2 separate regions of the Homo sapiens genome follow, and region 1 is linked to region 2. A link is a loop called in an ENCODE intact Hi-C map of the cell type or tissue named here. Cell type or tissue: MCF 10A. All regions are shown on one strand.

What was found. Peaks named below come from ENCODE experiments on the same cell type or tissue, not always from the same donor. Only the 100,000 strongest peaks of a DNase experiment are listed, where the experiment ranks them.
Region 1: it touches region 2 in a loop (4-fold over the local background); 1 of 110 quality-filtered maps calls a loop at or near these places.

The regions. Positions count from the first base shown.
Region 1 is chr7:144,480,358-144,484,357 of GRCh38, forward strand. All of the region lies in intron 8 of TPK1 (thiamin pyrophosphokinase 1), which reads right to left. Among named protein-coding and RNA genes, the nearest start is that of NOBOX, 79 kb to the left of the region's middle. In MCF 10A, no CTCF peak of the experiment used is centred here; no DNase peak of the experiment used is centred here.
Region 2 is chr7:144,542,392-144,546,391 of GRCh38, forward strand. All of the region lies in intron 8 of TPK1 (thiamin pyrophosphokinase 1), which reads right to left. Among named protein-coding and RNA genes, the nearest start is that of NOBOX, 140 kb to the left of the region's middle. In MCF 10A, no CTCF peak of the experiment used is centred here; a DNase peak (open chromatin) is centred at 2,190.

The sequences.
Region 1 (4,000 bases), 62 kb before region 2:
TTGGTTGGGAAAGCACTGAGCTCAGCTCTTGTGACTAAGATAGCTTGATTCACTCATGTCTCCAACAAATATTTTCAAATATCTACAGCTATATGTGAAAGCTGACAAATTTAAGAAAAGAATAAAAGTAATGTGGTTTCCACAAGTTGATCACTTTTTGAGTATAAAAATTAGGGAATGGAGTGTAGAGGGTAAAAGCTAGAATATCCATTCCTTCGGTTGAGATTTCTGATGCATTATTATTGAAGTTTATTGAAGACCTAGAGTTTCAAGAATTTCACTTAAATAAGAATATCAATTTAACTATATTATCCTTCTTTCGTGGAGGCTTTCTTAGGTACAACGTTAGGTCCAATTTCTCAGGAGTTCTCTTTGTGAGCAGCGTGTACTCCTCTGTCTCTTGATGTGGGGCCGGCCATATGACTGATTTGGGTATATGACCAAAGAGGATAGATTGCCAGGTCAGAAGCCAGGCCTTTGGGGACTTTGTATGTTTCTGCTTGCTGTCTTAAGTGTTTGCCACTGCCTTGAGAAGAAGTTAGCTCCAAGTCCAAACAGAGACTTAAAGAGCATGGCCAGTCAGACACCCAAACATCTATTTTAAGAGGCAGAGCAATGACGCACCAGGTGCTGTGTACAGAAGTTCAGCTTTAGATGAACCAAATCTTACCTGCACTGCCCTGCAGTCAAGTAAATGACTGTTATGGACCACAGAGCTTTGAGGAAGTATGAAACACAGTATCTTTGTAGCAACAGCTAATGGATACAGTGGCAAAACAGGGATTAGAACTGAGGCTTGGAGGCTCTTATTTGAATGTAGATTTTATCTATCACTTTTTTTTCCTGTTGCACTAGGCATGACACCGTCATATGTAGAACTTAATCTGTTCTATTTTTGTGCCCTTTCCATTGCCTTTTTCAGTAACCTTTTAACTACCTTGCCTTTCCATTTTTTGTTTTGTTTTGTTTTTCTTCTTTGTTTTTTTGAGACAGAGTTTTGGCCTGTTGCCCAGGCTACAGTCCAGTGGCACAGTCTCGGCTCACTGCTGGGCTCAAGTGATCCTCCCACCTCAGCCTCCGGGGTAGCTGGGACTATAGGTGTGCACCACCACACCCAGCTAATTTTTGTAGAGATGGAGTTTTGCCATGTTGTCCAGGCTGGTCTTGAACTCCTGAGCTCAAGTGATCCAACTGTCTTGGCCTCCCAAAGTGCTGGGATTACAGGCGTGAGCCACTGTGCCTGGCCTGTTTTGTTAATATGTATGTATTTCCCTGTGCTTTGGAACCAATTTTTCCACTTTACTGACATTTTGTTTTCTTTCCTTGGAAACTTAAGTCTTTCAAATAATGGCCAGTTTCTCTAACATTTCTTTCCACCTTAAGATCCTTACAGACTTTGAAAAGAAAAAAAAAATACACTCATAATAATCATTCTTATTATCTTATTATCATTTTTACCTTAGTTTAATCTTATCCAAACTAGGTCGTGACAATTTAGGGAATACTTCCGAAGACTTGCTCTGGTATTTTATTTTTTAAAGAGAAGTCCATATATTGGAATGCATGAACAAGAAATGCAAAGTTAGAAACATATCCCATGAAGCACTGTGAACACTCTGACAGCTGCAATTTATCAACATAAATTACTGTGCTTAGCTGCAAAGCTTTTGTCACAGGGAGACAGGGCACTTCCTAAATGGCTTGCTGCCCTCTTTAATAATAATCTTAGTTTTTACAATCCAGACAACCTAGGGCAAGAGACAGCCTGATGCACATAGAAACAGAAAAATTCAGGTTTTTATGTACATCACCGGGAGCACTGACATGCTACTCTATTCATTTTTAGATTAGAGTCTTTTCCCCCTTCTGTCTACATGTGGCAATAGATGACTTAGAAAAGAAAATGTGGGCAGGAGAGCCAGGATAGGAAGCTTAGCAGTAAACAAGTCAGCCTGTCTGCTGTCTCACTTTCCTTTTAATCAAGGAAAAGGCCTAACAGAATTCACTGTCATCGTCTTAGTGGTGGCTTCTAACAGCACTGGATAGGGAGAATCCTTTTATTTCCAGCATCACATGAACAAATTGATTTTTAAATTCATGCATCTAACATGTGTTCCTAAAGCCATTACCATTTAGTAAACAGCATAACTAAATGTCTTTAAACTACTTTAGACATTTTAAGCACTAATTTTTCTCATTTTAAAAAAGTTTCAATCTGTGTGTTAGAGATATTCGAGATATGCTACTACATAAAGTTTTGTACCTATTCATGAAAATCTAATTTTGGGGGGATGTGGTTGAATTCTGTATCTCAATATTGGACTTTTCTAATACGGTGGATGAGCTGAAACCTGTTCCCTGGTCCCCTTAACTCCAAAGCCTCTGCTCACTCTACTGTACATGCTGCCTTTACAGAAAGCCCCTGTCCGTAAGCTCCATTTTAAGAAAAGGAGTTTTAAGACTGCTATCCATAATGCCAAATTTCTAAGCTGCTTTCTTCTAGTATTGGAAAAACAGAAACGTCTAGTTTAGCCATTATAATCAGGAATCAATAACATGCATATCTGCTAATTTCCCTGCCTTTATGGTCTGTGCTCCTATCCAAAAAGGGTTGTAAAGGCAAGAACAAAGTTACCTATAGTCTCTCTCTCTTTTTGAGTACTTTCAAATTCATCATTTGTCAACAGATGTACTGCAGTCCCTAGCTTCAGTACAACAGGACACCAGTAAAGTCACCTGTGGTACACAGAATAAGAGCTGCCCAAAGATGTCTACCTTCTAATCCCTGGAACCCGTGAATATATATGTTACATGGCACATGGGGAATTAAGGTTGCAGATGAAATTAAGTTTCCTAATCAGCTGACCTTAAAATAGGGAGAGTATCCTGGACTATCCAGGTGGGCCCAATGTAATCAGAAGGGTCCTTAAAAGTCAAAGAGGGAGGCAGAAGAGGAAGTGAGAGTGATGTAATATGACAAATACTTGGCCCAACATTGCTGGCTTCCAAGATAGAGGAGAAGAACCAAAAGCCAAGAAATGTGGGTGGCCTAGAGGCTGGAAAACGCTGGGAAACAGATTGTCCCCTAGAGCCTCCAGAAAGGATCAAAGGTCTGCTGACATCTTGTTTTAGCCCAGCAAGACCCATTTCAGACTTCTGAACTACAGAACTGTAGGAGGAGAAATTTGTGTTGTTTTAAGCCACTAAGTTTGTGGTAATTTGTTGTAGCAGCCACAGGAAACGAATACATCATTTATTTTTAAGACAGGTTACCAGGAAGGCTATCTACATTACAGATAACTGGGAGACAATTTGACAAATATTTGACAAATTATCAGAAATGTTTTTGTTGTTTAATGGCAAAAGTAAAAGAATAATATGCTTTTGTTTTCTTTTAATTTATTTTTCCTTGCTGAATTGTGTCCTTTAATTTATAACTACAATTGCTTTGGCTGTTATTTGGCACTCCAAATGGATCAGAAGTAAATTGAGACTGATAAATAATTTTTGTAATTAAATACAATATTATAGCAAAGAAGAATTTAAAATATAAACAGCATCTTACTTCAATAAAAATGTGTTATAAAAGAATAGAAAATCACAAGTAACTAAATAAAAAAATAAATAAATTTGACTTTATCACAAGTAAAAACTTCTGTGCATCAAAGGACAATATCAAATATGTGAAAAGACAGTCCACATTAAAAAATTTTGAAATCATATGTCTGATAAAGGTCTAGTATCTAGAACATACAAAGAACTCTTGGAAGCCAACAATACAAAAGGCAAATAACCTACTTTTAAAAAGGGCAAAGAATATGGGTAGGTATTTTTCCAAAAAACCTCAAAACAATTGACCAATAAGCACGTGAAAAGACGCTCAACATCATTAATCATTAGGGAAGTGCAAATCAAAACCACTATGAGATACTAATTCACACTCATTATGATGGCTATTTAAAAAAAAGGAAAATGGTGAGGATGTAGAGAAAATGGAACT
Region 2 (4,000 bases):
AGCCATAAAAAGAACAAGATCATGCGTTTGCAGCAACATAGATGGAGCTGGTGGCCATTATCCTAAGTGAACTAACACAAAAACAGAAAACCAAATACTACATGTTCTCACTTATAAGTGGAAGTGAAATGTTGAGTTCACATAGACACAAAGAAGGGAACAACAGATGCCAATGTCTAGTTGAGGGTGCAGGGTAAGGACTGAAAAATTACCTATTGGATACTATGCTTATTACCTGGGTGCTAAAATAATCTGTATATAAAACCCCTGTGACATGCAATATACCTATATAGCAAACCTGCACATGTACCTCTGAACCTAAAAGAAACATTAAAAGTAATTGGAAACAGAAAATTTGAGACTCCTTCTCAAAAAATAAAAAAAAGGAAAATAGCAGAATTAGGTCAAAAAAGAGATGAAGAAACTAGAATGCTCAAATACCATATTGTATTCCACCAAATATAAGATACCATGTATTATAATAGGCCCCAATTTTTAAATATCTAAAAAAACTCCTATCAATTAAATTATGATTTTTAACAATCTAATAGATTAAATAATTCATCTCAATTTCTGATATTTTAAAAATCTGCTTACATATTTAAAAAAGTAAATATATAATTAAAATACTGGCAACAAACAAGACGTGATCTTAAATTTTTTGAGATAAAAAAGAGTGAAAAATAAAATCTATGAAATTCAAAACACAATCATTAAATGGCAGATTAGAAACAGCCAAAGACAGAAACAGTGAAAAGAAAGATGAAAACAAACAAACAAACAAACATAGAATGCACAAAGAATAAACAAGGAAAAGGGATGATGAGGCCTAATATGTTTACTAACAGTTCAAGGAGAAAAGAATAGAAAAAAATGGAGGGGAAGCAATCGAAGAAGATAAACGGCTAAGAATTTTCAGAATTGATGAACTATACCAATTATCAGAATGAATAAAAAGCAACTAGAACAAAAGAAACGTTACATGCAAACATATTGTTGTAAAACTTTAGAATATCAAAGCAAAACTTAAGGTCTAGAAAACGTGACAGATTATAAACAAATCAGAACTAATTTCATTGATTGTAGATTTTTTCAACAGAAACAACAGCAATCCATATGAATATGGCTGAAAGAAAACTAAAATAAATTTTTTAAGATATACATAGATAAAATGTTCAAGATGATGAATGAAGCAAAGGCATTTTTTGACAGAAGAGCAGACTCCTAGTCATTCTCTTCTTCCCTACTGATGGAACCTCAGTTTTATTTGGAGTGACAATGTAGTTGGATTCAAAATTGCACACGTAGCCTTCCTTGAAGCTAGGGTGGCTATGTGATACAATTCTGGCCACTGAGGCAAAAGATGAGACACAGGAAGGGTTTCTGAGAATGCCGGGAATCCCTGATGTCTCTGATTCCCGTTACAGATCCTTCCTGCTCCCTTCCCTTTCCTCTCTTCTGATGCCTACTGGGCACAATACAGCTGGAGTTGCAAAAGACATCTTAGATTTTCAGGCAAAGGCTGAGGAAATAATAGAAACCTTGCCCTGTAGGTACTTACCTCTGCACTTTGCTACATGAGGAAACCAACAAAAAGGCTTTTTTTTTAAAGCCACCATTTCAGTCCATTATAGTAACTTAATTCTATTTGTTACAGACTGCAGAAGAAAACTTGATTATTAACAGAAATACGATTGTGTATAGAAAACCAAGTGAGTGTACAGTCACGTTTTCAGATATAATTAATGTTCATCAATATGTTAACATTAAAATAGACAAAAATGAATTATATGTCTATATATCACCAACAGAAAATGTAATTTTTTAAAGTATAATTTATACTAGGACACAAAATATAGGGTTTATAGAAATAAACCTTATAAAAATGCATAGGATGTTTATAGAGAAAGTTATAAAATTATTGAAAGGAATTTAAAAGTTCTAAGTAAATAGAAAGCTAAACTAAATTTGTGGATGGGAAGACTCAATTTCATGTAGAAATTTCCTTCCCCAATTTTTTGAGTCTTCCCAAATTAATCTAGACATTAAATGTAATTGCAGCAAAAATTATAATAGAATTGTGTGAGAGAGGCACTTGTCAAGTTACTTCTAAAATTTATAAAGAAGAGCAGGCCGGTGTGGTGACTCATGCCTGTAATCCCAGCACTTTGGGAGGCCGAGGTGGGTGAATCACAAAGTCAGGAGTTGGAGACAAGCCTGGCCAACCTGGTGAAACCCTGTCTCTACTAAGAATGCAAACAAAACAAAACAAAACAAAAATTAGCTGGGTGTGGTGGCAGTCGTCTGTAATCCCAGTTACTCAGGAGGCCGAGGCAGGAGAATCACTTGAACCCAGGAGGCGGAGGTTGCAGTGAGCCGAAATTGCACCATTGCACTCCAGCCCAGGCGACAGTGAGACACTCCGTCTCGAACAAACAAATGAGCAAAATGCCAGGAATAGAGTGACAATTTTGAAGAACAAGGTCTGAGGACTCAACTTAGCACATTTCAATATTTATTATAAAGCTATGGTAATGAAGGCAGCGTGGCTCCAGCACAGGAACAGGTATGTAAGCCAATGGAACAAAACAGATCCAAGAAACATACCCATACATATGAACACCTGTGCTACACTGCAAATCACTGGAGAAAGGATTAATAAATGATGTTAGGGCAATTCATTATCTTTAAAAAACTAGATCCTTACATCATATACAAAAATCAACTTCAGGTGAAAGAAAAGACCTAAACACGAAACTTAAATGAGAGTATCTTTATGACCATGGGGAATAGAAAGATAACTTACACGAAAATGACTAAACTGATAAATTTTGACTGCATTTAACTCAATAAACTCTGTTCATATAAAAACACCATAAACAAATTGAAAAGCCAAAGTACGGCCAGGAAAAAGAGGCTTCAGAACTTCTAAGAATTAACATCCCAATGGAAAAATAGGCAAAAGAAAGTAGCAATTCACAGAAGAAGAAACCAGCATGAATAATAACTACAAAAAGATGCTTATCCTTATCAGCAGAGACCACAAAAACATATCATTTACACTCATCAGGCTGACAAAAATGATTAAGTTTGGTAATAGCAAGAATTGTTGACGATATGGAGCAGGGGAACTTAATATGTATTCCTGGGCTGAATACACATGGGTACAATCACTGTGTAGAGCAATATGGTGTATCTCACAAAGGTGAAGATGTGATTATCTATGACACAGCTATTTTACTGCCAACTGTATATATCCTAGAGAAACTCTTGTACAAGACACAAGTCAAAGAATATTCATAGCATATTGCTATGAAATAAAAGACTGTAAACATAGGCAGCTTCAGTAATATTTGAAACGTTTCACTCCTGGGTGATCGGTACCTAGGTATCAGTCACACAATTTTTTTTTTTTAAACGTTAGAATGGCATGTGAAATATTGCGAACTGGTAACAGATAAATCCAACTACTTTTAGAACTTGTGGCATCATGTACTTAGAGTGGGTGGAGATAGGTAGAGATCAAGCCACGGGGCCGCACATGAGGACCTTGACAAGTTTCTTCACAAAAACTTGCTTACTCCCATTAACCCAAGAAGTGAGCTGCCCCTGACTAAGTGTCTGCATATTCTTTCTCTTTCTGCAAGCCCACCTTCACCCTGTCCCTTTGTAGCCATGACTGACAAAATAACCCTGACCTCAGGGCTCTTTCACAGACAACAGCACTGAGGAAGGCAGGGACCCTCTCTGTGAATGAAATCTACCCACTTTTCTTCAAGTCAACATGATGTCACATTTATTTTTATTAACTTTTAATGAGGCAATATTACCTATCAGAAGACCCCATGAATTAGCGCTTTTACAACAGGTAATTGATGAAACACTTTGTATTTCAACTTTATTGCTTTGCATATGCCATGAAGTTTTTTTTTTATTTTTATGAAGTTTAGAAAAAATAATTACTTCAAAAGTCAAAGTGATGTGTAACTATATAAATAAG